Linked DNA regions of Homo sapiens: region 2 is linked to region 1. A link is a loop called in an ENCODE intact Hi-C map of the cell type or tissue named here. Cell type or tissue: ascending aorta. All regions are shown on one strand. Links, peaks and the distances in the headings refer to the core of each region. The heading gives the core; the rest is flanking DNA. Region 1 overlaps VIPR2 (vasoactive intestinal peptide receptor 2). Region 2 overlaps ESYT2 (extended synaptotagmin 2).

Region 1 (15,058 bases), core at 3,182-11,181:
GCCTCTCTCTGCCCCTCCCTGGCCTCTCTCTGCCCTTCCCTGGCCTCTCTGCCCCTCCCTGGCCTCTCTGCCCCTCCCTGGCCTCTCTGCCCCTCCCTGGCCTCTCTCTGCCCCTCCCTGGCCTTTCTGCCCCTTCCCGGCCTCTCTCAGCACCTACCTGGCCTCTCTGTGCCCCTCCCTGGCCTCTCTCTGCCCCTCCCTGGCCTCTCTCTGCCCCTCCTTGGCCTCTCTCTGCCCCTCCTTGGCCTCTCTCTGCCCCTCCCCGGCCTCTCTCTGCCCCTTCCTGGCCTCTCTCTGCCCCTCCCTGGCCTCTCTGCCCCTCCCTGGCCTCTCTCTGCCCCTCCCTGGTCTCTCTGTACCTCCCTGATCTCTCTGCAGGTTGCCACCTCAGTCATTTCCTGTCCTTCCACATCTGCCCCATGTGTCTCAGGAGTGAGAAGTCAGAAAGGATAAAGAACCTGTGAGGGAATCTGCACTTCATAGAATGACTTTCTGACTTAGTTTGTGGAGTTTTATTTCAGCATCTTCTTTGGATTGGTAAACACTGATCTCCCGTAGGAAGGAGAAAAGGCTGCACCTCGCAGAGGATGAGTGACAGGCTCAGCTCCCACCGAGGTCCTGGCTTCCAGGCTCAGGATAGGGGCCTGCAGGTGCCCTGCTCAGGTGAGAGCCAGGCTGTCAGGTGTGGCGCTTGGCCCATCGCTCACCAGTGTGACTTTGGGCAAGTGACACGACTTCCTCAGCCTTGGCCGTCTCATCTCTGAGATTAATTGGAGAGCTGCCTCCTGTGGTGTCAGGATTAACTGGGTTGATGCAAGCACAGAGCCCGGCATTCCTGAGGGCTCAGTGAGTCGTAGTGGCCACTACCACATGACTAGTATTATTATAATAACTATTATGAGTGCTGTTCCTGAGTCTGTGATGGGCACATTATTTATCTTTGTGGACCTGTCTCCTTGTCTGCACAATGGGGCCGTGGGACCAGGTCTCTAGGAGGCTTGCCTGCTTTAGGGCTCTGTTTTGCCTCTACCGTGTATGGGGTCTCTGCAGCTAAGAGGCCCCCAGACCCTGCTGGGGCTCCCTGTGTGAGGTGTGGGCCTTGTAGTCAGAGCCCCTGATTGGTGATGGTGTCGGGGTGCCAGTGGGCAGGGCCAGCCCTGAGGCCTTGCTGAGACCAGTCTCCCACCCCACTCCTCCCCAGTACAGCCAGAGCCTGGCCCGGCCCTCTCTCTGCCTCTCATCACTGCAGGACAAGAATCATGCACGCACCCCACTCAAACTACTGAGTCTTCAAAGCCTTGTTTTCCCCTTCTGTAAAATGGGAACAGCAGCGCCCACCAAGTCTGTCTTGCAGGGTTGTCTTGAAATTAAAAAGTCACGGGAGTGAAAATATTTGCTAAATCCAAAGCCCCAGACCCTTCCAGTCACCCAGGCAGGGAGACAGGGGCTCCGCTCTGGCTGTGCCAGGAGTGCATGGAGGGGTCCGGCCTCCTGGGCTCTGCTGTGGGGGTGACCCTAACACCATGCAGCCATGCTCGGGGCAAGGCTGGCACGGCGTTCAGTGCCTGGTTTTATTCTTACGGCTCGGACACCTTCGAGAGCTTTATCACTTACTGTTCTGTGTGGCCATCTGCTAAGGACACACACAAATACAAGGAACATTGAATTTCTGAGCTTACATATGATTTTAGTTCCGTAGGCGCAAAAGATGAGATTGTAAGGGAACAACTGCCTTGGTTTCCTACAATTAAACTGTAATTCCGCCATCCTTTCTTCCAACACCAGTGGCCAAATGGAGCCTGCCCTACTGGGTCACGGTTGGTGATGAGGGCCTGGCCAGGAGGAGGGAAGGTGCTGTCAGGAACTGGGGCAGGCCAGGCACCAGGTCACCGTTGGTGGTGAGGGCCTGGCCAGGAGGAGGGAGGATACTGTCAGGAACTGGGGCAGGCCGGGCACCCGGTCACCATCGGTGGCAAGGGTGCTGGCTGGGAGGAGAGAGGGTGCTGTCAGGAACTGGGTGGGGCACCCAGTCACCGTCGGTGGTGAGGGCCTGGCTGGAAGGAGGGAGGGTGCTGTCAGGAGGAGGGAGGGTGTTGCTGGGAGGAGGGAGGGTGCTGTCGGGAGGAGGGAGAGTGCTGCCAGGAACTGGAGCAGGTGGGGTACCCGGTCACCATCGGTGGTGAGGGCCTGGCTGGGAGGAGGGAGGGCATTGCTGGGAGGAGGGAGGGTGCTGCCAGGAGGAGGTAGGGTGCTGTCAGGAACTGGACTGGGCACCTGGTCACCATCAGTGGCAAGGGTGCTGGCCAGGAGGAGGGAGGGTGCTGTCGGGAACTGGAGCAGGCGGGACACCTGGTCACTGTCGTGCTGTTGGGAACTGGAGCAGTGGGGCATCTGGTCACCGTCAGTGGCGAGGGTGCTGGCCGGGAGGAGGGAGGGTGCTGCCCAGAACTGGAGCAGGCGGGGTACCCGGTCACTGTCGGTGGTGAGGGCCTGGCCGGGAGGAGGGAGGGTGCTGTCAGGAACTGGGGCAGGCTGGGCTCCTGGCTCCAGGATGGCCAGGGCTTGGCTATAAATATCACTTATGGTGGCAGAACCTAAGAGTCTGTTAAGAATTTTCATTCTGCCCCAAAAGAACTACACTTACAGTTGCGGTAATTATGACTTATGACACAGTGCGTTCACTCACATCTCAGGACCCACCGGCCCCGAGAGGTGACCTGCTGTCCAGGTCACATGGACTAGGAGGGCAAGGAAGGTTTTTTGAGTGGCAGTCCTGTCTCCTAGCTGACCCCTGGGTGTGGGAAGCATTTTAATAGAGCACGGGCTCAGCACGGACTAAGGTCCCTTCTAAGGCCAGTTTTCATGGACTTGCAGATAAAATATCTGAACTTCACTTTCCAGGAAACATAAGCAAAAACTGTACGAGTGACGGATGGTCAGAGACGTTCCCAGATTTCGTCGATGCCTGTGGCTACAGCGACCCGGAGGATGAGAGCAAGGTAGGCTCCTGCGTGGTGCTACGGTGGTGAGGTTCCACTTCCTAACACTGCACCAGAAGCCCCCTCCTGCCCTGCAAGAATTATGTAGATTTTTCCCCTAAATAATCCTCTGAGTACCAATGCTACTTTCTGCTTTCCAAGTTAAGCGAAGTCCCTGTTTCCGTTCTGCTGCTGGCACTTGGGATTGTTTGATTGTTCCGTCATTTTGCAGGCAGGGAAAGGCCGGTTTTCTTGACCTGCTGTGTATGTGTCTGGGAGATGGTGAGGAGAACCTGAGAGTGGCCCCGCCTGCCCGAAAGTTACTTTTCAGATGAGTCCTGGAGAGCATGCCCTTTCTGCATTTGGATTTCTTGTCCCATTTAAGATTTTGCCACATTCTGGGGCATTGAGAAGTCAGCGCCATGGTTTCCTGAGCCCTGAGCCTGCAGCAGGAGATGTGATCACAATTAGGGTGTCTTTTCAACTAAGAGACCCAGCTTGTCCTCCGCCAAGAGGTGTCTGGGAGCAGGGGTCCCAGGATGAGTTGGGGACCCCCCAATCCGGGCTGCACAAACTTGCTGCAGTGATCTGGAGCTCTTGGGTGTTATGTCCACTGTGAACCCTTCTGCAGGGCTGTGATCTTTCAGTAATGAGGATGTTTCTCCCGAGTGTGGGATGTGTGGCCTTAAGCTCTGCTCTGGTCCATCCGTGCAAACTTCCCCAGCTCTGCCTCAGACAGCTGCTTCTCCTGAGGGCTCACTCTGTGCTACGTCTGCCTGTGGTTTATCACCAGACAGACCTCCATCCTTGCCGGCAGCCCTGGCAGCACCGTGTGGGTGGCGGGCACCATAGCAACCTGCAGCCAGAGGTGTGTGCAGAGTGTGCTCCCTGCACAGGGCAAGGCAGGAGGCAGGGGATACATTGGAGGCTGCTCTAAGGAGCCCTGGGAAGTATCGCGCTCCCCACATGCAAATGTTCTCCTACAAGCCCACAGCATTCCGGGCAAAACCATCAGCTTGTGGGCCGATCACCTCCTGCCCTGACCCTGCTCCGCCTGCCCCTCCTGGAGGTGTGGCTTCTGCCCTCTGGGCCCCCAGGGGATGGTGGCAATGCTGCCTGGCTGCCTCTTGGGAGAATGAGCCCAACTTTCTTACAGAGGCCTCCTTTGCTCACTTCTCTAAGATTCACAACTCTAAGCCAGTTCTTTCTCCGCCAAATTATTAAACCCTAGGAAAGGAAGTATCTTATACAGTAACCAATATCCCAACGATTGGAAGGTAAAACTCCTGACCCATGGTATATGGGTCATTATCACACTGCTGATAAAGACGTATCTGAGATTGGGTAATTTATAAGAAACAGAGCTTTGATGGACTCACAGTTCCGTGTGGCTGAGGAGGCCTCAAAATCATGGCAGAAGGTGCAAGGCACATCCTACATGGCAGCAGGTGAAAGAGAGAATCAGAGTCAAGCGAAAAGGGAAACCCCTTATCAAACCATCAGATCTCGTGAGACCCATTCACTATCACAGGAACAGTCGGAACCGCCTCATCGGATCTTCTGAGACCCGTTCACTATCACAGGAACAGTTGGAACCGCCTCGTCGGATCTCGTGAGACCCGTTCACTACCACAGGAACAGTCGGGGGAACGGCCTTGTCGGATCTCGTGAGACCAGTTCACTACCACAGGAACGGTCGGGGGAATGGCCTCGTCGGATCTCGTGAGACCCGTTCACTATCACAGGAACAGTCGGAACTGCCTCGTCGGATCTCGTGAGACTCATTCACTACCACAGGAACAGTCGGAACCACCTCGTCGGATCTCGTGAGACTCATTCACTACCACAGGAACAGTTGGAACCGCCTCGTCGGATCTCGTGAGACCCGTTCACTACCACAGGAACAGTGGGAACCGCCTCGTCGGATCTCGTGAGACCCGTTCACTACCACAGGAACGGTCGGGGGAACGGCCTCGTCGGATCTCGTGAGACCCGTTCACTGTCACAGGAACAGTCGGAACCGCCTCGTCGGATCTCGTGAGACTCATTCACTACCACAGGAACAGTCGGAACCGCCTCGTCGGATCTCGTGAGACCCGTTCACTACCACAGGAACAGTCGGGGGAACGGCCTCGTCGGATCTCGTGAGACCCGTTCACTACCACAGGAACGGTCGGAACCGCCTCGTCGGATCTCGTGAGACCCGTTCACTACCACAGGAACAGTCAGGGGAACCGCCTCGTCGGATCTCGTGAGACCCGTTCACTACCACAGGAACGGTCGGGGGAACGGCCTTGTCGGATCTCGTGAGACTCATTCACTACCACAGGAACAGTCGGAACCGCCTCGTCGGATCTCGTGAGACCCGTTCACTACCACAGGAACGGTCGGAACCGCCTCGTCGGATCTCGTGAGACCCGTTCACTACCACAGGAACAGTCAGGGGAACCGCCTCGTCGGATCTCGTGAGACCCGTTCACTATCACAGGAACAGTCGGGGGAACCGCCTCATCGGATCTCGTGAGACCCGTTCACTATCACAGGAACAGTCGGGGGAACGGCCTCGTCGGATCTCGTGAGACCCGTTCACTATCACAGGAACAGTCGGGGGAACGGCCTCGTCGGATCTCATGAGACTCATTCACTACCACAGGAACAGTCGGAACCGCCTCGTCGGATCTCGTGAGACCCGTTCACTACCACAGGAACAGTCGGGGGAACGGCCTTGTCGGATCTCGTGAGACCAGTTCACTACCACGGGAACAGTCAGAACCGCCTCGTCGGATCTCGTGAGACCCGTTCACTATCACAGGAACAGTCGGAACCGCCTCATCGGATCTCGTGAGACCCGTTCACTACCACAGGAACAGTCGGGGGAACGGCCTTGTCGGATCTCGTGAGACCCATTCACTATCACAGGAACAGTCGGGGGAACAGCCTCGTCAGATCTCGTGAGACCCGTTCACTATCACAGGAACAGTTGGGGGAACCGCCTCGTCGGATCTGAGACCCGTTCACTATCACAGGAACAGTCGGAACCGCCTCATCGGATCTCGTGAGACCCGTTCACTACCACAAGAACAGTCAGGGGAACGGCCTGCATGATTCAGTTACCTCCCACTGGGTCCCTCCCACATGTCGGAATTATGGGAGCTACAATTCAATATGAGATTTGGGCGGGGACACAGGAAAACCATATCACGTGGCTAGTGGATAAGGTGGTGCTGGCTGGCATTGGCAGGTGTTACTGTGAACCCACTGTCATTGTGTTCAGCAGATAAGGTGGTGCTGGCTGGCATGGGCAGGTGTTACTGTGAGCCCACTGTCACTGTGTTCAGTGGATAAGGTGGTGCTGGCTGGCATTGGCGGGTGTTACTGTGAACCCACTGTCATTGTGTTCAGTGGATAAGGTGGTGCTGGCTGGCATTGGCAGGTGTTACTGTGAGCCCACTGTCACTGTGTTACTTTAGTTAGGCTTGAAAACAACTCACTGCATGGATGGAGAAGCTGAGGCTTAGGGGAGTGGTGAGGTGTGCTCCCCACTGGTGAGCAGCCACAGCCAGGCCCTGGTAGTCTGATTCCCATGCAGTCTGCTTGTTGCCATCTGGTCGGGACAGCTCCTGGCCCCACCGCCCTCCCTGAGTGGGTTGAAGGCACCTGCAGGAGTCGCCTGGCTGGGGACCACATTGACCTGTGGGCCCGTCTAAGATGCGCTGTCCCCCATGGCATCCAGTGGAGTTGAGAGAAGACTGAGTTGAGTGTTGGGGGCCCAGCTCCAGCACGCATGGCTGTGAGCCCTTGAGGAAGGTCCTCAGGGAGGATCCTGGGGCGCATGGCTGCACCCAGCTCAGCCAGGGAGAGGGGGAACATTGCGGCCTCTGTCATCACACACCATGGCTGACAGCGGCTCTGGTGTGTGAGATCACAGCAGTGATAATACCATCTGCCCCAGGCTTCCATAGGAAAGGGAGCAGCCAGGGGTCTCAGGGGCTTCTGTGGCCTGGGGGGGATTTCAAGGTCCAGGTGGGATCCCCGGTGTGTTGGAGGCACCACCTCTGAGTCTTCATCTTCGTCTGCACCTAGCCGGCAACTGTGCCTGGGAGACATTAGGACAGAGGTGCTGGTGAAGAGCAGAGACCAAGGCCCCCAGCAGCGTCACCCAGAGCCCCGTATGTGCAGGCTCCGTCGTTCATTCTCTCCTTCCTTTATTCAATAAGCATTCCCTGGGAACCTCCTTTCTGAGCCCCAGCCTGGGTTATAAAGAGTGATGTGGATCTGGGAGGCAGTGACAGCCGCCGCCTGCTGTGGCAATGTCAGCCCACAGAGTCATGCCCAAGCTCCTTATCTCCTGTCTCCTCCTGGGCACACCCTGTGAGGCATCCCAGGGACACGTGGCAAGCTCTTCTGGGTCCACTGGTCCTTCATCGAGGCCTGTAAGTAAACCCTGCCTGCGTGAGCATAGTGGCTCTGTGATCCCCTGATGCTTTGCTGTTTAGTCTGAAGAACTATTTTTCTTCTTAATTAAACATTTCAGAGATTCTGCAAATATTATAAGTGCATATTCACTGCTAAGGGATTAGAAAGTCAAAATATTTTAAAGTGAGAAAGCAAAGAAAAGGATGGCACAAAACCAAAATGAATAATTTTTCTTCCTGTTGCAGTTTCTGCTCGTTGAATACTTTGAATACTTGGTTGGTTTAGGGACTCGCTTCCAAGACGAAGCAACAGCACATAGCACAGGCGGCTCTGGAGGCTGCAAGCACCAGAACAGGCCCCAGGCAGCCACGGGGTGGACATGCACGGTCCTGGGCCGGCTCTGCCCACCGGCGAGCGCAGGGCTGCCTGGGAGCTGAACTGAACAGAGTTTCTCCTGCCCGGAGCTCACGCTTCGTCCCATCAGGCCCACTTGCTTCCCAGATTCACATTTTTAGTTGTGTTTCCTGCTTGCACAGGGCCAAAGTCTGCCCTGGGTGTTGTGTGTGCAATCATTATTGTTTATTGTTTTCGAAATTAATTAAATTCGAGAAAAAAAATTAGCCTCCACAGAAGCCACAGACTTGGCTACATGTGTGAGGGAATCAGCAGAGATGTGGGTGTGGGAGCCCCTGGGAGGAGAAGGGCTCTGCGGACCAGAGGGCTCTAGGGCAGCCCTGGGCACTGCTGAGCAGCTGCATCTCATCTGGACCTGGAGCCCAAGGGGCCGCACCAGCCGTGGCCATGGTCTGGGCCTTTATTTGGGGTCTCACCTGCTGCAGTCAGATCCTGAAGCAGATAAGCCAGCCAGGGATCAGTCTCCCTGTCCAAGGTCTTCCCGTCTGTGTCCTCTTCCTGCCAAGACCAGCTTTCAGGCCTGGGGGAGTCTTAGGTCTTCACTGAGTAAAGGGTTTCATCCACAGTGTATCAAGGAGCAATGGCCCCAGTCCTTGCCCTCCACAGCTGCTCCTCTCCGCTTGCCCACCCGCACTGTAAGCCACAGTTCTCGAGCACCACCACCAGCAGACTGAGGGCTCGGGATCACCAAGTGTGGGAGGCTCCCCGAGCCGTGTGCTGGGGCCCGACCACCCGGCCCTGCCCTGCCCTGCCCTTCATCCCATCACAACTCTTCTGTGCTGATGGATGGGGGCCGGGGTTCCCACTGCGTGGAAAACAGAACAGCTCAGGCAGAGGACGGGAGCGGCAGTGGCCGGGCTGGTGTGAGGCTGGGGATTCCGCTTGCCCCGGCAGGGCTCAGGCTTCCAAGAGGCCACGGAGGAGCTCCTGGGACTGATCGTGGTGCGGGCTCTGGCCCAGTGGGTCTGTGTGGGGGCTGAGACCCTGCCTTTCCAGCACGTTCCCAGCTGGTGCCAGTTGGAGTCAGAGCCTGGAATCCTTACACGAGAGGCCAGAAGCCTTGGCCTCAGCAGTCCAGGCCTGAGAACCCACCCAGCTGTCACTCACCGATGGCTGAGTGACTTTGCACAAAGCCCTGTTGCCCGCCCTATCCCACTCCTGGGATCAGACCCAGAAATCTTGGTCTGTGTGTCCCAACTGGCTACAATTGCTGCTCAGCTTCTGAAAGGTGCCTCTTCAAGCCTGTTTCTTGAAACAAGGCACTGAAAAGCATACGTTGTGTCAAAAGCCCAAAAGGAGTGGGAATTCTCCTTGGTGATTTGGATTTCATCTTGGGCACTGATGAAAGAGCACAGAGTGGGGGCCTCCCTCCTTGAGTCAGGGTCAGGCAGGGGCAAGGCAGTAGAATCTCTAACACCCTGGGCACTCACAGCCCTGCCATTGCTTCTGTGGTGGAGGTGGCCAGGGCGGAGTGTGGCGTTCCCGGGAATGGCCTCAGCAGCACACCGTGGTGGGCACGCGAGGGGGCCGGCTCCCGTAAGTCTTCTGTGTTACATACTGGTTAACTCCGTTCTTACATAAAGAGCACGTCTGCTAAATTTAGCCAAGAGAACTGTTTGGCATTTCGGCCTCCCCATGCTTCAAGTGCACACATTTCTTCCGTGTTACGCCACATCCCTAAAAATAAGCCTCTGCCCTCCTCCAGCACTCAGGCCACCGCAGTGACTCGTTCCCACTGATGGCAAACTTCACTCCCCAGGGCTCCCATCCCTGGTGACAAAGATCACAGCAGCTGGCACTGCAGATGCCTTTGTGGGAGGCACCATCTGATCATCCCGCCAACCCTCCTGCAACCCTGCAAGGACACACCAGCCTCCCAGGGTGCCAGGAGGAGCCTGCCAGAGACCCCCAGAGCGGCCTGCCCCAAATCACCTCTGAGAGCAGCAGCTTTTCTGAAGGAAGCCTCCCCTCATGGTCCTCAGGCCCAGCAGGTGCCAAGCTCAATGCCAGCCACGAGGGCATTGGCTCATCGAGTGATGGGAACGGGGACAGCAAGGCGGCCACAGAGAGGGTGGTCTCAGCCATGGACACAGTACGGCGGAAGCATCCCGAGGTGGGCCGGGACAAGAGCTGGGCCTGTGGCTGCTGCGGGGGCCACGAGACTGACCTCAGGCAGGGGCAGAAATCTGGCCACAGGCAGAAATCATTCAGCTGTCACCTGGCACAACCAGACAGGATTATGAGCACTTTTCTGCTGTTTAGTTTTAACCTGTGCATGTGATGCTTAATACTTTCCAAATAAATGGATGAGTCTTTTCAGGGCCAAAGGAGATACGGGACCAGGGAAGGAGGTTAAGAAGGAAATGCACAGATACGCTGGTGCCTGGGGATGGCGATTGGGTCTCCAAGTTCTTTAAGTTCTAAAGGAATCCGCTAGGGAAGATTCTCCTAATGGGAGGGAGATGAAGGTGAAGGAATTAGAGGTCCACATGATCAGGAAGGTGGAAGGATGGAGGAGCACACCAGGATGATGTGCAGCACAGGGCAGCGGACCTGTAGGAAACACAGCGGTGCGCCAGGCGCTTCTGGGCATGGAGCTGGCCGATGCCGGAGGAGGGGAGGTACGTGCCTGACCCAGGATGGACCATCCAAGGCAGCAGGGTCTGCACACCAGGCTCTGCATGAAGGAGTGTGTGGCCCCAGGCAGGGGTTGAAACTCTCCGGGCCTCGATGGATAGGAGGCCTGTCTTTGGGCTTGGGCAGCCTTGGGTGGGACCTCCGGCATTGTGCTCTGGGGAAGGGTCCAGCCTCCCTGCTGCTCCCCTTAAGGGGAGGTCTGTATGTGGGCGGCAGATGTTCAGCTTGGGCACCCAGCAGCTGGCTCTTGGGCTCCACAGGTGGGTGGGGCAGGGGCGCTGGTTCTGAGAAGGTGTGCGTCCTGCAGCTTGTTGCCAGGAGCCCCCGGGGAGCCTCCAGATCATACACCACACACCACACTGGCCCCTCCAGGACACACAGCACATGCTTCAGGACTCAGCATTTATGGTCCTCAGAAACAACTGTATTGAAGAAAGTGTGGAAACCCAAATTTCAGGGTTCTAGGGAGGTCTGTTAAAGACTTAAAAAAAAAAGAGAGAAGGAAGAGTTTTGAAGGGATTCACCTACTGCCTGTCAGGTCGGCACCAACTGTCATGTCGATGTGATTTGGAGCCTGGACAGGAGCAGGGGCTCGTGGAGACCACCGTGGGCTGGATAACGGCCAAGGGGGCAGAACAGCAGGGCCTTGAGTCTGGGGCTTCCGGTGACACTCCTGTTCTCCCTCTTAATAGTCCTTTTGCTCTATTTTCTGCTTTTTCAAAAATAAGAATATATTGGTTTTATATTTACAAAAATCAAATTTTAAGTACTAAAAAAACCACTTAAATTTATACGTGCTTTGCCTTTGAACCCCAGACTTTGTCAGTACAAAGAGGAAACTCAGTTGTCACATTCTCTCTGCTGTATCTTTCTTAGCAGCTGTTTTGAAGTTAGTTGCAAGAACAGGGCCAGGTTCCCCGACTGTGAGCCCTGTCACCGGCTGTGAGCATTTGCCCGGCCCTCACACTGGGTGTGTGCAGCACACAGTCACTTGCACACACGCCTTTTCACCCCTTAAATGTTAGGAATCCCCTAAAAGCAGGGCTGGTCTCTTAAATCTCTTCAGTAGTGTCATCAAATTTAGGAAATGTCCCATTTTCACTAATGCTGTCATATGATTTGCTGTCTCGGCTCCGATTTCATAGACTCCAGGCCAGGATAGTGCGCTGTGTGTGGTTGTGGTGGCTCCCCGGCTTTAATCTGGAACTCTCCCTAGCCCCTCTCCATCTTTGTGGCCGTGATGCCCTCAGAGACCTCAGCCCTCTCATTTCACGAAGTGGCTTTGCTGGGGTCTATCTGATGTCTCCTTGGGACTAGGTTCAGGAGATCTGCCAGGCACATGTTTTAAAGCAAAGTACAAATATTTGCTAGCAAAGCAAAGGCCCCCACTTCCTAGGTCAGTTGCCTTTTTTAATCCTAAACTCTGTGCATGAACTAGGTCTCAATGGGATAAAAAGCTCCAAATGTCTCTGTTTCTATACTTCAGAAATGTCATGTTTGGATTTTAAAAGAAAATAAGTTCTCCCTCTAACTTGGACATACCATAAAGGAAACACGTGGCTTAAAATAAGGTGTGTGGCACGGCATGGAGTCGCACTGATTACGGGCTGTCTGCCTCACAGCCGTGTACACGCAGGATCTTCGTCTTTAAAACGTCACCACCAGAGCCGGATGCCACCCTGCAAAGAAGCTGCAAAATCACACTGCAATTATCACCGCAGGCTCACTTGGGGTAACAGCAGTGCACACTCTTCTCTGGGAAACCAGCCCTTATTCAGAGGAGGAACAGGAGGCCACCCAAGGATGTCTCCGGTGCCTGTGCACGTGGCCACGACCTGGGCCTCCCAGCAGCTCTGGTTCCTGAGTGCCAGCCCTGGCTGACGGGTCAGGGGCTCCAAGGGCTCCTGAGGGCTGAGCTTAGCTAGTGGCTGATGTCAGAAGCAGCCATGGGCTCAACTTTCCTTGGGCCTTGGGCACTCTCTGGCCTGTGTCTAAATGATGTCCCCATTCCTCAGACAGCAAGATTTAAGGGGCAAGATTCCACGTGCTCATCAGAGACCCCGTGGCCTCTTCCTCTGCTGAGTCTGGAAGTGAAGCCACAGGTTTCACATCCCAGATGGCAGAGGCGAGGCCCTGGCTCCCATGGGGATGGAGCAGAGGGGAGGAGCCTCCCCTGTGGAGAATGAGACCAGGGCTGCAGTGAGAGACCATCCCCTCCTCTGCATCTCTCCTCTTGGGGCCTCTTAAATGATTTGGAAATCATTCCCCTAAAAATTGAGCCTTTCCTTGAGAGGTCAAGGCAGACTTTCCCATCACAGATGTGAGCCTGTTCCCCATCCTACCCTTCAGCTTCCTGCTCCCTTTCCATCACGCAGACATGACCACCAGCCCTGAAAGAGGGAGTCACGAGGGGCGCCCGTCAGCACTGGGCATGGGGTGGCCGCTGTCCAGGAGACTCAGGGACACTGCGGGGCCTCTCCCATGTCCGGACCCAGGGACGCTGCAGGGCCTCTCCCCTGTCCGGACCCAGGGACGCTGCGGGGTCTCCCATCTCCGGACCCAGGGACGCTGCGGGGTCTCCCATGTCCGGACCCAGGGACGCTGCGGGGTCTCCCATCTCCGAACCCAGGGACGCTGTGGGGTCTTCCATGTCTGGACCCAGGGACGCTGTGGGCACCTGCTTGTTGTGGGTGGAACAGCTCCTCGCTCCCATCTCGGATCCTGAGCCCAGCGCTGCTCTGCACTGACAGACTCCAGGGGAGTTTTCAGCCCAGGGAAGTGGTTATTTTTGTGAGAAATAAGACTATTTTTAAAAATCTCCCCTGAGTGAGTTGGAGAGGCTCCTCACTTCCGGCAGTGAGAGTGAGCTCCAGCCACACCCGCCAGCACCCTCGAAAGTAAGCGTGGAGCCGCGGTGCCTGCCCTGACTTCTACTAAAGGACGCTTCTTAAAACACGGTTGGTCTGAGTTTCCCATTTCCCTGAAGGATGACCTCTGAGAAGATGGACGAGACCAGCCTCCTGTGTTGACGTTTTCAGTCTCAACCTAAGGAAAAGTAAATGAGCACACAAAGTTCTCAAAGTCTACAGTGTTTTTAAAAATATAATGACGTTTACCTCTCACCTTCCTCCAGTAACTGCCAGTGTCTTGAGGAAATGTCTTCTGCCCCCACCAGCCCCCGCAGGACCACATCTCTCAGCTTGGGAGCAGCATCTCCGCTGCTAGACGGGTTCTCTGAGTGGACGGCACCAGTGCAGAAGTGGATGGCTTGTTCCACCTGCCTTGACTCCCCCAGGTCACCCACTCTCCCCGGAGAGGCTGCACACTCACATGCGTGTGTGGGTAACAACAGTCACAGCCTTGTTCCCAAGGCCTGAGTCTTGAGAGCAGAAGGGAGGCTGCTCTTGCTGGCAGCTCCACGCTGCTGCCCAGCACCAGGCCCATGAGACACCCAAGGCCCAGAACTCTGAGACACGGAGCCACAGTCCTTCCAAGCAGAAAGCCACGTTGCAAACACCGACCACCTCCCTCTGGCAGACACACAAATCTCTGAGAACAGCCGAACCCGGGAGGCGGAGCTTGCAGCGAGCCAAGATTGCACCACTGCACTCCAGCCTGGGCAACACAGCGAGACTCAGTCTCAAAAAAAAAAAAAAAAAAGAAAAGAAAAGAAAACAGCCTCCTGCCAAAAAGCATCCCGAAATTGCCCATGGAAGGAGGTTATTTTGGTGATCTGGTTCAAGTTATTTTGATGCCAGAGGCTGTACAATTTGGAATGAGTCAAGACTCTTCAGTTTAAAATGGGAAAGGAAATGAATATTTGAAGATAAATATCTCAAAGGGCAGTGCCAGACCAGAACCCAGAACCCCTCCTCACCCTGTCATCTTGAGGAGAAAATCCCAGAGGAGAGGATAAATGGGGTACTCAGGTCGCTGTCCCCTCCTCCTGACCTCAGATTAGAACATGGTGGCTGGGCCCATCTGGAGGGGACAGGGTAAGACCCGCTCCTGTCACACCTGGTGCTCTCGGCTTCATGAGTGTCAGATTCGCCAATTTCGCTCTGGGCCCCAGCCGTCCATTGCTGTGTCCTTTTGCTTAAAACAGGCTCAGCCTGCAGAGTCCACAGCTCAGGCGGAGGTGGGCAGTCTGTGCAGGTGGGAAGCCCTCACGTCAGCCTCTGACTCTGTCTTCACAGGAAAGCCCTGGGAGGTTCTCACCTCCGTTTTCTGAGGGACTAACCGCTGCCCAGGAGTTCAGCGGCATAATCTTGGCTCACTGCAACCTCCGCCTCCCAGGTTCAAGCGATTCTCGTGCCTCAGCCTCCAGAGTAGCTGGGACTACAGACGTGCGCCACCAGCCTGGCCAATTTTTGTATTTTTAGTAGAGACTCCTGGCCTCAGGCGATCTGCCCGCCTCAGCCTCCCAAAGTGTTGGGATTACAGGCATGAGCCCCTGCCCCTGGCCCAGGTGGCTTTTCTAACTGCGGTTGCTCAGGCCCGTGGAAGGAGGACAGGTCCAGGCCCAGCTGACTAGGAAGCAGCCTTCAGGGCCAGGCAGGCTCCCAGCCGCAGCTCTGAGTATTCCAGCCTCCTCCTGTGGCACCGACCAGTGC
Region 2 (15,058 bases), core at 3,894-11,893, 310 kb after region 1:
ACTTTAAGTTTGATACCAGCTGAATAAGGAAATCCTTGGAGAATAGCAAGAGTATTAAGAGGAGTGCTGATTCAATAAAGATAGCTTTGGCATTTTCATCTACTGTACCAATGTCTTACAAGTGTCAAACCCAGGCTTTCTGATGAAGGGATGGATAGAATGGCATGTGGAGTCCTGTGCAGGGTCCTTGGCCAGACTGTGTGCTGACCAAGACTCCCGGCAGCTGGGCAATGTTGCCTTCTGGTGTTTGTCCTTCATTAGGTAATGCCCAGTCATCTGGAGTGGGGTTGGTCCCCTCATCTCCACGTCATTTGGGGAGTATGTTATCTGATGCACATCATGCCTGCCCCATTTTCACTTATTAGAATAGTGTGTTGATTGTGTTTTTTAGTGCAGTCTGTACATGGCTTAGCTAGTACCATAAAGAAAAAGCCTGGGAACTTGGGAGCATAGGAGGTGGCTAGACTTTCAAGTAAAGGCTTAGAGTTTGATTTGACAGCTCGTTGAGAGGTGTGATTTTAATACACTCATGCTTGTCAAAGTAAGCAGTAGTACTCTAAAGGTAAAGTGCTTCTTTCATTTTTGAGACAGGGTCTTACTCTGTCACCCAGGCTGGAGTACAGTGGCGTGATCACCACCGACTGCAACCTTACCCCCCCGGGCTCAGTGGATTCCCCCTACCACAGCCTCCCGAGTAGCTGGGACTACAGGTGCACGCCACCACGCCTGGGGAGTTTTTGTAGAGATGGGGGTCTCCACTCAGGCTGGTCTCAAACTCTTAGGCTCAAGTGTTTCTTCCGCCTCCACCTGCCAAAGTGCGGGGATTACAGCTTTGAGCCATTGTGCCCAGTTTTGTTTTGTTTTTAAGAGATGGGGGTTCACTCTGTTGCCTAGTCAGGAGTGCAGTGGCACAATCATAGCTCACTGCAGCCTCAAACTCCTGTGCTCAAGCAATCTCCCCACCTCAGCCTCCTAAGTAGCTAGAACCACAGGTGTGCGCTACCATCTTAGCTAATTTTTTTTACTTTTTGTAGAGATAGGGTTTTAACCATGTTGCCCAGGCTGGTTTAAACCTTCTGGCTTCAAGCAGTCCTCTGCCTTGGTATCCCAAAGTGTTGGAATTACAGACCTGAGCGGCCACGCCTGGGCGTGAAAGTCTTAAGAAATGAAAAATTATGAGACATAAAGAATAAATGAAAGGAAGTTATGTTTCAAACATGGTAGTAAGGATGGAGTAGAGGGAAAGGGTCAAGTTAGATGTGAAGAGACGAGAGTAAGAAGCTTGAAAAGAGCACATACGTATTGTTACATGTGCTGACAACAGCAATCATACCCAGTGCTTATTAACTGCTGTGGGCAAGGCATGCACTGCTGTCTTGACATTTATTTTGTCACCTAATTTCACAGTAATCTTATGAAACAGAGGCCCTTGTTTTCTGCAGCTCACGGGAGGAAGGTGAGGAACAGGTGTTAAATAGCTGAAAATCAAGCCACACTCTGTTATGAAGGCAGAATTTTAATTCCTGTTGTAGTCTGAAATTTAAAGCTTGTTCTGTTTGTCTCTATGGTATGTTACACGGTTTGATTTTTTTTTTTAACCTCTGTATCTTAAAATAAGCTACTTCTTATTTCAGCCCCTCAGGATCAATGGTGTTAAGGTATACACTGAAAATGTAGACAAAAGGCAAATTATTTTGGACCTTCAGATTAGGTAAGTTTTTATTTGTTATATTTGTGTTATGGTTAATGGCGTGTAATGTCACTTAGCTGTACCTGTAAGGTGGAGGATACAGTGAGCACACGTCTTACCTGCTGTTGATTGGAATTCGACTAAATTCTTGTTAGACATCCAAATATTATTTACCTTCTGGGTCTCAGTTTCTAACAGCCTTGATCATTGCCATTCATAAAATATGTTAAATAAGAAGTTAAAGACACTGCAAAAAAAGAAAACTATGGACCAATATTCTTTATGAACATTGATAAAATCCTTAACAAAATACTAGCAAACTGAATTCGGCAGCATATTAAAAAGATTTTACACCATGACCAAGTAGGATTTATTCCCAGAATGCAAAGATAATTCAGCATACAAAAATTTGTCGATGTAACACACCACATTAAAAGGAAGGAAAAAACCAAATCGTGATTATCTCAGTTGATGGAGAAAAAGCATTTAACAAAATTCAATACCCTTTCATGATAAAAACACTGAATGAACTAGGAATAGAAGGAAACTAACTCAACATAATAAAAACCATATAAGAAAACCCCACAGTTAACATACTCAGTGGGCCGGGCGTGGTGGCTCATGCCTGTAATCCCAGCAATTTGGAAGGCCGAGGCGGGCGGATCACGAGGTCAGGAGATCAGGACCATCGTGGCTAACATGGTGAAACCCCGTCTCTACTAAAAATACAAAAAATTAGCCAGGCGTGGTGGTGGGCGCCTGTAGTCCCAGCTACTCGGGAGGCTGAGGCAGGAGAGTGGTGTGAACCTGGGAGGCGGAGCTTGCAGTGAGCCGAGATCATGCCACTGCGCTCCAGCCTGGGGGACAGAGCGAGACTCCATCTCAAAAAAAAAAAAAAAAAAAAAACCCCACGTTATACTCAGTGGTTAAAAACTGAAAGCTTTTTCTTTAAAATCAGGAACACTGCAAGAATGCCCTCTTTCACTACTTCTCTTCAACACAATATTGTGAGTTCTAGTTGGAGCAGTTAGGCAAGAGAAAGAAATAAAGGGCACCCAGGCTGGAAAGGAAGAAAGACATTATATATATATATTTATATATATGTATGTGTGTTTTTGTTTGGTTGGTTTTTTTTTTGTTTTTGACACAGGGTCTTGCCTTATCACTCAGGCTGGAGTGCAGTGGCGCAGTCTTGGCTCACTGCAGCTTCGACCTCCCAGAATCAAGCGATCCTCTCACCTCAGCCTGCCGAGTAGCTGAGACTACAGGTGCATGCCACCACGTGTGGCTAATTTTTTTATTTTTTTTTTGTAGAGATGGGGTTTCACCATGTTTCTCAGGCTAGTCTCGAACTCCTGGGCTCAAGTGATCCACTCACCTTGGCCTCCCGAAGCTCTGGGATCACAGGCGTGAGCGACTGCACCCAGGGGAAGGAATTAATCTTTGTTTACAGTTGAGATGATCTCATATGTAGAAAACCCTAAAGATCCCACCAAAAAAAAAAAAAAAAGAACTCGTGGAACTAAGAAATAAATTCAGGAAAGTAGCCGGATACAAAGTGAACACACTAAAATCAATTGCATTTTTATACACTAACAATTAACAATCCCAAAAGAAAATGAAGGAAACAATTTCATTTGTAATAGAATCAAAAAGAATAAAATACTTAGGAATAAACTAAGGAGGAGAAAACTAAAATATTGCTGAAAGAAATCAAAGAAGATACAAATAAATAGAAAAACATTCTACCTTAATGGATTAGAAGACTTAATATTGTTAAGATGTTACTACTACCTAAAGCAATCCCAGATTTAATGCAGTCCCTATAATCATGAATCCGATAAGCAGTCATCATCCAGGATATATAGAGAACTCCTGAAATTCAACAACAGAACAACCAAACAGCCCTATTCAAAAATGTGGAAAGAACTTGAACAGACATTTCTCCAGGGATGATACAGAAATGGCTAGGAAGCACATGGAAAGATACTGACCATCACTAACCATTAGGAAAATGCAAATCTAGACCGTAATGAAATACCACCTAACACCTATTAGAAAGGCTACTGTCAAAAGAAACCCAGAAAATAACAGGTGTTGGTGAGATGTGGAGAAATTGGAACCTTTGTGCACTGTTGGTAGAAATGTGAAATGGTACAGCTGCTGTGGAAACAGTTCCTCAAAACCTTAAACATAAAATTACCATGTGATCCAGAAATCCCGCCTCTGTGTACATACCCGAAAGAATTGAAAGCCGGGACTTGAGCAGATATTTGCACACCCACATTCTTAGCAGCATTTTTTACAATAGCTACAAGGCGGAAGCAGCCCAAGGATGCGTGGGCCGATGAATGGATAAGCAGAATGTGGCCTGTACACCTTAGAAACACGGGACTCCTGCTCCAGGCCGCCACATGCTGGACCTTGAGGACCTTATGCTGAAGGAAACAAGCCAGACACAAAGGGACAGCGTCTGCATAATTGCACTTGTGTGAGGTTTCTGGGGGAGTCAAACTCATAGACAGAAGCGGAATGGTGGTTGCCAGGGCCTGGGAGCAGAAGGAATGGGGAGTTAGTGTTTAATGGGGGGAGAGTGTTCGTTTTGCAAGTTGAAAAATGGTCCGGAGACGGATGGTGGTGATGGTTGCACGTTATGGATGTGTTTAGTACCACTGAGTTGTACACTTAAAAATGATTATGAGGGTAGATTTTTGGGGTGTTAATTAATTCATTTATTTATTTTGAGACAGAGTCTCACTCTGTTGTCCAGGCTGGAGTGCAATGGCACGATCTTGGCTCACTGCAACCTCCGCCTCCTGGATTCAAGCAATTCTCCTGCCTCAGCCTCCTGAGTAGCTGGGATTACAGGCACATGCCACCATGCCTGACTAATTTTTATGCTTTTAGTAGAGACAAGGTTTCCACCTTGTTGGCCAGGCTGGTCTAAAACTCCTGACCTCAAGTGATCCGCCTGCCTCGGCCTCCCAAAGTGCTAGGATTACAGGCATGAGCCACCATGCCCAGCCAAATTTTTGTGTATTTTAATACAGTGTTTTACATTGGAAAAAAACAGAAATTGAAGATCTGCCAACTGCCATGCCTAGCATAATAAAAATGGGCTTCCTTCCCCCCACACCCCCCATAGGGTCTCGCTCTGTCACCCGGGCTGGAGGGCAGTGATGCAGCTGTGGCTTAAAAGCGGGCTTCTCTTGTCCTTCATCCTCATTCTTCCTTGAGCTTGCTCAGGGCTTCCTGCTCCACGTGGGGCCTCACAACACGCTGTGTGTGGTGCCCAGTGAGTACTGTGCACTCAGAACAACCATGTAGTGTCTAGCAACTCAGAGTTGTGTGCTGTTTTTGATCCTTTACTAAGGATCATTTTATTAAAATGATCATCTTTGAGTTTACAAAGTATTTAAATATAGTGAATGTACAAAGTTGGTACCAAGTTACCTTTATTTCAGAAAGAAGCATAGACTTTCTTTAATATGGAAAAATCTGCCTCTTTAAAATATTTGGTGCTAGGGCAAACACCATTGTCATCAGTGGAATAAAGGAGGAGGCCCACGTATGTCTCGGGTCAGGCAGTGCCCCAGGAGGACGCTCCGCCCCCAGGAGGACGCTCCGCCCCCAGGAGGACTCTCCCCACTGGGCTGATACCAGGCTTCGTGAGGGTCGGAGCCTTGTGCTGTTGTCCAGTGTCCCCAGCACCGAGCGAGTTTGAGTCCATCAGTCAGTGGATGCCATTTTGAAGGTGCAGTCTGGTTTCATGGTTAGCTGCCATAACATATGCCAAGTATCCTGCTCACATTTACGTCTCTGAACAAATACGCATCAGTCTGGTTTCATGGTTAGCTGCCGTAACATATGCCAAGTATCCTGCTCAGATTTATGTCTCTGAACAAATATGCATTCTGCTTTGTTGTGAGTTCCAGACAAGCACTTTAACCAAATTGGCAGGCAGTAGAGATAGGGAAGGAGTAATTGAAAAGTATTAGAAAATAAAATGATCCAGGCCAGGTGCGGTGGCTCATGCCTGTTAATTCCAGCAGTTTGAAAGGCCCAGGTGGGTGGATCCCTTGAGGTTAGGATTTCAAGACCACCTTGGCCAACATGGTGAAACCCCATCTCTACTAAAAATACAAAAATTAATTAGCGTAGTGGCACACACCTGTAATCCCAGCTACTCGGAAGGCTGAGGCAGGAGAATCACCTGAACCCAGATAGCGGCCGTTGCAGTGAGTCATCATTGCACCACTGTACTCCAGCCTCGGCAACAGAGCGAGACTCCATCTCAAAAAAAAAGAAAAGAAAATGATCAAGTCATAGAATGAAGAAAAGGAAAGTTTTTTTAATAGTTTCGCAACAGGTTAGTGGTGATTTTACCAACTAGGTAGAGAGTAATTCTCAATGAGAGGAATCTGTAGGTATTGGCTTTAACACCAGGACAATAAATATTGGAAGAAACTTATCCCAGATTCCTTTTGTTACTATTTTGCTTATCTGCTTAGACATTCCCTTTCTAGCATTTATCAAACTTACCAACAAACATTGTCAGGTAGGAGTGTGACATCCTACCTCCAAGAGCCAAGGGTTGGGTTCAGGTCCTACACTAACCCATGGAAAAAGTATTTGACATTTCATGTTTATATTAAAAACAGGTGCAAATCTTGCCTTTAGCATTATGTTTGTTTCATATTAATATTTGAAATGACTTAATCATTGAGTAAAATTGAGGCCCCAAACAGATACACTGTTTCTAGTCTTTGATGTTATAGAGGCCTAGGGCACTGTGAGATTTATCATGATTGGGAAGCAAGGTGTGAAATTTATTTGTGTGAAATAAAATTAAACTTTTTAATGTTTAAACATCAGATTTATAAGGTAAGAAAACTACATTGCATCAAAAGACTGCTTCAGAAGTTGCAGTTTGTTATTCGCATCTTCTTTTGAACATGGACATTTATATTTAGTTAAGTGTTTTATATATAAGACCAACAACAACCACAGCCATTGATTGATTGATTGAGAGTATTCCTCCCAACGTCATAGCAGTGTTGGATCTGATAACAGCCTGCACACCTGGAGCAGTAAAATACTATAATTTGATGGGCCACATTTTAGGGTTTTTACCTACAATCTGATTTGGTTGCTTTACTATCATTTTATTCAGATTATACATCTTGCAGGTCTATAATGATTAAGAGAATAGTTCATTTCACTTACATCATGTAATGCAGAATTTTTTGTTAGTTTTGTAGGAAATTGTGAGATTGATTTGGAGATCAAACGATATTTTTGTAGAGCTGGTGTGAAAAGTATCCAGGTAAGTTTTTTGTTTTTTTGTTTTAATTTGACAGTTTTCTAAAGTTCTCTAAGCTGTATTCAAAAATAAAATTAGGAAGTTTTTTTAGCTTGGAATTTTTTTGACGTTCAGTTTTTAGCTGTAGGTCATAGTTGAGATAAATAAGAAGTCACATGCTCAAAAGTTACTAAGATTCGCATGCAAACTCCTTGCGTTAAGCGGCCCTGCAGAATGTTTTCTATTACATATTTTGGTTTCCTGTTTGAGTTTAGATTCATGGTACCATGCGGGTGATCCTGGAACCGTTGATTGGAGATATGCCCTTAGTTGGAGCTTTGTCTATCTTCTTCCTTAGGAAACCAGTAAGTCAATATTTATTTCATTTTTATTTTCCCATTTGGTGGCAAAAATACATACCCGTGGAAGAATATATAAAGTGGAGAAACAAAATTTTATCAACTCACCGTTGTCCCTTTCTGTTGTGTGAATCCTGTGGGAGTTTTTTGTATTTCTTTGTGCCTTAACTGAGAGCTTATCTCTTGATAAACAGCTCTCTTTCCTGATTATAAAAATGTTACAAAAATTTGGAAACATGGACTTCTTCAGAAGGGTGGGTCTTAGCTCACATTTTATTCACCACCTCACTGAATATGATTTATAGATATTTGCTCATTTAATCCTCATGACTCTAAAGCTAAATGTTAACATTGTTTTCTCTTACTGTTCAGAAACTGAGATTTTGAAAGTCTTATTTTTCCAAGTCACACAATTAATAAGAGCCTGTATACAGATCCAGTTTAGTCTGATACAGAGCTCATGTTCCTGAACACTTTGTTGAGAAGACTCATCTGTAAACCTCCCTCTTCTCCCTTCCAGAGATAAGGGCTGCTGTCATTAGCATGCATCTCCTTCCTCTTTTGGGGTGTGTTTAATGAACTGTACACACAGTTTTATATACAGGTTGAATGTTATCGGAGATGCTTGGGACCAGATTTGTTTCAGGTTTTGTAATATTTGCGTTAGACTCCAGTGAGTATTTCCTTTGAGCATGATGCTAGTACTCAAAAAGTTTCTTATATTGAAGCATTTTGGATTTTTAGATTAGGGATGTGGAACGTATACTGTGTTGTTGTTGCTGCTGTTTTACAGTAGTTAATACTATTTGTTATTTCCCACAAAACCAAGACAACAGAACTGTTACTCCCACCAGACAAACTCCTTCCTCCTTCCCTGGGCTCCTGCAGCCTCTGTCCAGCGTCTCCCTTTGCTGCCCTCCGTGTTCATTGTGCTCCTGGTCATCTTCTCCAGGTGCACACTGCCCATATGGTTGTCTGTATCAGCCCACACCTCGCCACTACCTCCCTGTGCCTTTTTCTTTGCCGCAGAAGGCTTTCTTCACCCCTTTTGTTTCACTTTTGTGAAACTTTCTTCGCCCCTTTTGTTTCAGCAATTTCTGCACAGTTATTGTTAGCTCTTTGAAAGCAAGGATCATAACTGTCTCCTTAGAGTCTGGCAAATGAATGATGCAAGATGTGCCATTGATGAGTCCTTTATGGAAGTACCTTCAACATCATTTGTAATTTAAAGTAGGAATATTAATTCATATAATTTGATTCAAATAACTGATTAAAAATTGTCATTTGGCTTTTAAAATACGGGTTTATCTACACCTGACATAAACTAAGTTTACTACAGCTTGTACTTTTTCTGTATAAAAACAAAAGAATTAAGTGTCATCACTTTCTGTTATGAATAAAATAATTGTTCTGATTTTCTTATTACTGAAAGAATGGGCTTATTTTGAATCGATTTTAAGTACACGAAACATGGGAACGTCCAAAAACTCCTAGGTCATCTCTGTCAAATTTTACTGTTAAAATTAAATTTTACTATTCAGGAAGTTAAGAGATTCATAAGATTTAAAATTAATGTGTTTTTTTTCCCATACCAGTCATTAAAAGTCCTCTATGTTTAAGAAACGAACTTCATTAGTGACCAAAAAAACCTCAGTAATCTTAACAAATTGCTAAGTATTTTTAACTTACCCATCTTTAGCCAGGGACATTTTTAACAATTTAGAGAAAGACCTTTTTAAAAAGTTCATTTCAGAATGTAACGAAATCCAAATCTTTAAATCTTCTTCAAAATTTAATAGTGCTGTTACTTAGTTTGGATCTTCCATTGATGACTTTACTTTTAAAATAACGTATTAACTTCCAAATGAAATTTAGTGCTCAGAAAAGAAGGATGGGGCTGAGAAGTTCAGAGTCACTCATTTCCTTATATGGTGAGTAAAGTCATCAAACGTACTCCAGTGAAAAGGAAAATTTTCAGTTTATTTTACTGGAAAATATGAGAACAGAGTTACAGCTGGCTGCCAAGTAATTCCTCCTCATCCTGGTGAAAGATATTTCTAGAAAGGTTTTTATTTTGTGGGTTTTTTAAATTTCTTTCTACTATTTGGATGATTTAGAAACCCTTACGAAACCTTTATACATTTTTCTACTTGTTGGCTTGTTTAGTTTTTATAATGTAGAACTTGTTGAAGGAAAAAAACCCTAAATATTGCTGAGGTGACGAAGTTGGAGTGTAGGTGAAGAAGGCAGCACAGCGCTGTGGTTAAGTGATAGACGTGTGTGTTGGACAGCCTGGTTTTCCACTCCTAGTTCTTTCTCTTACTGTAGCCTTTGAACAACTTACTTCTCTAAGCCTCAGTTTTCCCATCTGTAACATGTCAGGACAGTAATACCTACCTCACACAATTAAATCTGAAAATTAAATGCCAAATGAATGTAAACTGCTTAGTATAATACCTAACAGATAGTAGTCTTCATATTTTAAGAAATTAAATATTTCTCCTACATGTAGGTTTAGTCCTGACACTGGAGGTGATTTATTTATTTATTTATTTATTTATTTATTTATTTATTTATTTATTTTGAGACGGAGTTTCACTCTTGTCACCCAGGCTGGAGTGCAGTGGCGCAATCTCGGCTCACCGCAACCTCCACCTCCTGGGTTCAAGTGATTGTCCTGCCTCAGCCTCCAGAGCAGCTGAGATTACAGGCACCCACCACCACGCCTGGCTAATTTTTTTCTATTTTTAGTAGAGACGGGGTTTCACCATGTCAGCCAGGATGGTCTTGAACTTATGACCTCAGGTGATCCACCCACCTTGGCCTCCCAGAGTACTGGGATTACAGGCGTGAGCCACCGTGCCCGGCCACTAGAGGTGAATTATCAGTAAGGAGAAAAGCTTGGATAATTGTTCTGGTAAGAACTCAACCAATTGGTGTTTGCCTTTGGCTGTGCATAGGGAATCCTTCTCACTTGGTAGTTGTTGGGCAGCATACGGTTTTAGGGTGTTTCAGAGTCCTTAGTCTTGTTGAGATTTATCCCTCGACTAGAGGGGATCCCGGAGGTCTTTCCCAAAACTTCCCTTAGAAATGGTCCTAGGCTTACTCCAAACATGTTCATCCACCAACTTTTGGAGTCTTCCAGCCCAATGCGGAGGTGCTGGCTGCTGGTATCTTTTGAACCGCAGATTCCATTTCTTCCTCTGTAAAATGGAAACAGTGTCTTCTGTTATGAGAAGAAATTGAATCCTATTAGCCAAGGACTCCAGAAATTGATGTGCTTTAAGCAAATGGGGATAAAAAGGAGACGAATTTATTTAAAACATAAAAATAGCATATATTGATGTCTCATGACGTGTACAGGGGACTGCAGTTGAGTCTCAGGAACAGAACGGAACCAGGAATTCGAAAGCCTTCGTGACTCTCTCCACCTCTGCTCGCTTTCCTCTCCCTCTGAGACTAGCTTCATCTGGTTCTGCAGTCCACATGTGGAATAGCATGTCTGCCAGCACTTCAGAGAAAGCCTTGCGTCTTCCTGCATCCTTGGCCTCTCCCTTTGGCCTCCCAGAGTACTGGGATTACAGGCTTGTGAGCCATTCCAGCTGGGTCAGATACCGACCCCTGGACCAGCTGGGGGTAGGAGGGTTGCAGTGTTTGAACAGGGCTCCCTGAAGCCCATTCTTAACAGCCTTGCAGATGAGGCTGCAGTGAATTCCAGAGTCAGGGCCACAGGCACATCCACAGACTCAGACCACACGTTAGTAACTGGGAGTTTTTGCAGTATTTATCCTGCTCTTTTCCCCGACTTTCTGGGATCTGTGGTTTGATGTTTATATTATTTTGGACAGTCTTGCCCACCCCCAGTAGAGGGGGTACAGAGGAGCTTCCTGTTGTCCTGGTCCATCCTGGGTCTTGGGGCCAGAGCTCTCCCAGAGACCCTCCTCCTCCTCCCTGTGCCTTGTGTCTTTGGCGGGTCTTTTGCAGGAGAGGGTCTGCACCTGCCCCAGCAATAGAGGTCTCTACCAGCCTGGGACATTGTCCTACCATGTCCTTAAGGGACCTCTCCCCAGCTGCAGTGGGTTCTCAAGGTGCTTCCCTCCCCCATGGCTTCTGTCCCTTAAGGTGGAAGGTGGGGCGGGGCTTCCTTTGTGCCCTTCTACAGTGGCAGCTGCCTCCTCCCGGGCTCCTCCCCATGGGAAGTGTCCTCCCTGGGGTCGTCTTTGCACACCGGGGATGCAGGTGCCACCACGTGATGTGCACACCTCTGTGGTTCTCTGACTCACCCACACTTGGCCTGTGGCCTTTCATTAGGATCTTGCTGGAGTCGTCTCACTTGTTTTGTGGGGATCTCGTCTTCCTTCAAGTTCAGCCCACTCCTGCCTCTCCTCCCTCAGAGCTGCCCCGAAGGAGGGGTTTCACGCTGGCTGGTGGCTCAGGATGTCAGCTCTCCCGTGTGGTCAAAAGTGAAGCTCTCAGAAGTCCTGGGACTTAGAAACATAAGAAAAACATTTTTGAACTTTACCAACAGCCCAGATCTGCTAAATAAAAAACTGGAGAAAGGTGGGAGCCCTGAGTTTGTATTTCCAACAGACTTCCCAGGTGATTCTTGTTCTGAACTGTGGAGCTCAATGCAGCCAGGATGCCAGGCATACAGCACTGGTCAGGTGCCAAGCAGCTGCCCTGGAATTGTAAACGTTACCCACACCCGTCACAACGGATTAGGGAACGTAGAGAGAAGAGGGGCATCTGTGCGCTTCATGAAACACGTGGATACATCTGTGTCATTCCAGTTGAAACCTGACATTGTTTTCCGATCTTGGAGTGCCGTACACGTTCTGCTTCTCGTAGAAAAGCCGCAACAGCTCAGAGGTGACTTCCTGTCCTTTGGAAATGCCTGTTCCACTGGCTTTTCAGTTTCCTGAAATAGCTCAGTCCTCCAGAGGCGAGGCTCCCAGCATCCTGAGGCACGTGTCCATGGGGAAGGAGGGGCACGCTGATTTTAGTTGCTTTTCCAAAGGCGCCTTCTAAAGCCAGGCCTTTATCGGGCCCTGCTGGTGGCTTCTCCACGGTGCCCTCATGTGGACCTCAGACTGGGCTTTGGAGCCTCCTGTCTCACACACCCATTTTGTCCTTCCCACACACTCGTTCTCTCTCACTTGTTCTTTCACACTTGTCCGCACTCATTCTCACAGACTTGTTCTCACACGGTTTCATTCTCACATTTGTTCTCATGGACACACATTTTCACACTTGTTCTCACACATGCTTGAGCTTCCATACTCATTCTCACACTTGTTCTCTTGCAGATTCGTTTTCACACCCATTCTCACATTTGTTCTCACACTTGTTCTTTAATACTTCTTTGTTCTCACATACCCACTTCACATGTTCTCATTTGTCACACGCTCTTGTTCCTTCACACTCATTCTTTGTTCTCACACTCCCACTTTCCCGCTGCTTCTCACACTCATTTTCTTACACTCGCTATTCCACTCACACTTGTTCTCACTTGTTTCACACACACCTCTCACTGTTCTCACACTCGTTCACTCACTTGTTCTCGTTCTTACACTCACACCTCACTTTGTTCTCACACTCGTTCACTCACTTGTTCTCGTTCTTACCTCACTTTGTTCTCACACTCGTTCACTCACGTTCTTACACTCACACCTCACACTGTTCTCACACTCGTTCACTCACACTTGTTCACTTGTTTCACACATTTCTCACATTTTGTTCTCACACTCATACTTGTTCACTCATTCTCACTCGTTGTTACACTCACATCTGTTCTCACACGTTCACACTTGTTCTCACTTGTTCTTTCACACTCACACCTCACTGTTCTCACACTCACACTTGTTCACTCACTTGTTCTCGTTCTTACACTCACACCTCACACTTTGTTGTCGTTCACTCACATTTGTTCTTACATACACCACACTTCACACGTTCACTCACACTTGTTCTCGTTCTTGCACTTACACCTCACTTTGTTCACACACTTGTTCTCGTAATTACACACATCTCACACTTTGTTCTCACACTCGTTCACACTTGTTCTCGTTCTTACACTCATACCTTTCACACTTTGTTCTGTCGTTCACTCACACTTGTTCTCGTTCTTACTTGTTCTCGTTCTTACACTTACACCTCACTTTGTTCACACACACTTGTTCTCGTTATTACACTCACATCTCACACTTTGTTCTCACACTCGTTCACACTTGTTCTCGTTCTTACACTCACATCTCTCACACTTTGTTCTCACTCGTTCACTCACATTTGTTCTCGTTCTTACACTCCCACCTCTGACACTTTGTTCTCAGTCGTTCACTCACACTTGTTCTCACTTGTTCTTTCACACACCTCACTTTGTTCTCACACTCGTTCATTCACACTTGTTCTCGGTCTTATACTCAAACCTCTCACACTTTGTTCTCACAGTCGTTCACTCACTTGTTCTCGTTCTTACACTCACACCTCTCACACTTTGTTCTCACACGTTCACTCGTTCACTTGTTTCACACTCACACCTCTCACACTTTGTTCTCACAATCACTTGTTCACACTCACACTTCTCACTCGTTCTTACACTCACACCTCACACTTTGTTCTCAACACTCGTTCACTCTCACACTTGTTCTCGTTCTTACACATACCTCACACTTTGTTCTCAACACTCGTTCACTCTCACAGTTGTTCTCACACACCGCACACTGTTCTCACACTCGTTCACTCACTTGTTCACTCACACTGGTTCTCACTCATTCTTACACACACCTCACACTGTTCTCACACTTGTTCACTCATACTTGTTCTCATTTGTTCTCTCACACTCCTCACACCTCACACTGTTCTCACATTCGTTTCACACTTGTTCTCGTTCTCTCGTACTTGTTCTGACATGTTGTGTCTCACATTTGTTCTCACATTTGCTCTTATGTTCTCACACACTCCTCACATATTCTCACACTTATTTTCTTTCTCACGCTCATTCTCACATTAGTTCTCTGTCCCTCTTTCTCACATAGATTTACACAGCCTCTCACACTCTTTGTCTCACACACATTCTCACTCATACACACGTGTTTCCTTTCTCTCTTTCCACTTGCTCCCTCCGTCATTACAGCCTCTGGCTCTTGCTCCTTCACCATTCCCTGTGCTCAGGGACAGGCCTTTCAGTGCCTTGAACATGGGGACCCCTTTGCCTGGTGCCTTCTTTCTTGCATTCAAATCTCTTCCTTTCAAAAGCCAGCTGAGTCCTTTCCTTCCGCAATTCCTGCTCCTGCCTCCCTGACGATTAGTTTCTCTGAACTTCAGTAGCACTTAAATGTATCTCAGTCTTTTCAACAAGGCCCACGTGGGCATGCCCTCTGTTGCCTGACAAGCTTATACTAAAACTTCCTTGTTTTGTGTTTTTAATACTCCATCGTTGATAGTTAATATTCTTTTTGAGGTTTTGTTTTAGACAAAGTAATGTTTTTCTGAAATGATTCTAAGACAATTGGTCAGAAATAGTCTCTGCTTGTTTGGTTTATGTTTGGTCAGTTGTGCTTTGATTATAGATGGTTCCTCATCTGAGATTAAAGTGGGACAGAACTTCAAAAGTAAAAGGGTAAATGTTCGCTGTGATGCTTATGTGGCACATGTGCTAGTCCTTGATAGTGGCGAGAAAGATCTTAATTGCTCAAAGGGATTTCCAGG

The links. Hi-C counts contacts between places; a loop is a spot of excess contacts. Peaks named below come from ENCODE experiments on the same cell type or tissue, not always from the same donor. Only the 100,000 strongest peaks of a DNase experiment are listed, where the experiment ranks them.
Region 2: it touches region 1 in a loop (5-fold over the local background); 3 of 110 quality-filtered maps call a loop at or near these places.

Annotation. Positions count from the first base shown.
Region 1 is chr7:159,091,698-159,106,755 of GRCh38, reverse strand. It overlaps VIPR2 (vasoactive intestinal peptide receptor 2), which reads left to right. Exons shown (of 13, transcript NM_003382.5): 4 at 2,902-2,999. Among named protein-coding and RNA genes, the nearest start is that of VIPR2, 46 kb to the left of the region's middle. RefSeq lists an enhancer at 8,085-11,127. In ascending aorta, for the core only: a CTCF peak has its summit at 7,696; DNase peaks (open chromatin) are centred at 7,345, 7,755, 8,915, 9,505 and 3 weaker places; H3K4me3 peaks cover 1,934 bases; H3K27ac peaks cover 7,549 bases.
Region 2 is chr7:158,780,303-158,795,360 of GRCh38, reverse strand. ESYT2 (extended synaptotagmin 2) reads left to right here. Exons shown (of 23, transcript NM_001367773.1): 4 at 1,635-1,711; 5 at 6,944-7,016; 6 at 7,268-7,357. Among named protein-coding and RNA genes, the nearest start is that of ESYT2, 42 kb to the left of the region's middle. In ascending aorta, for the core only: no CTCF peak of the experiment used is centred there; a DNase peak (open chromatin) is centred at 11,603; H3K4me3 peaks cover 1,774 bases; H3K27ac peaks cover 6,271 bases.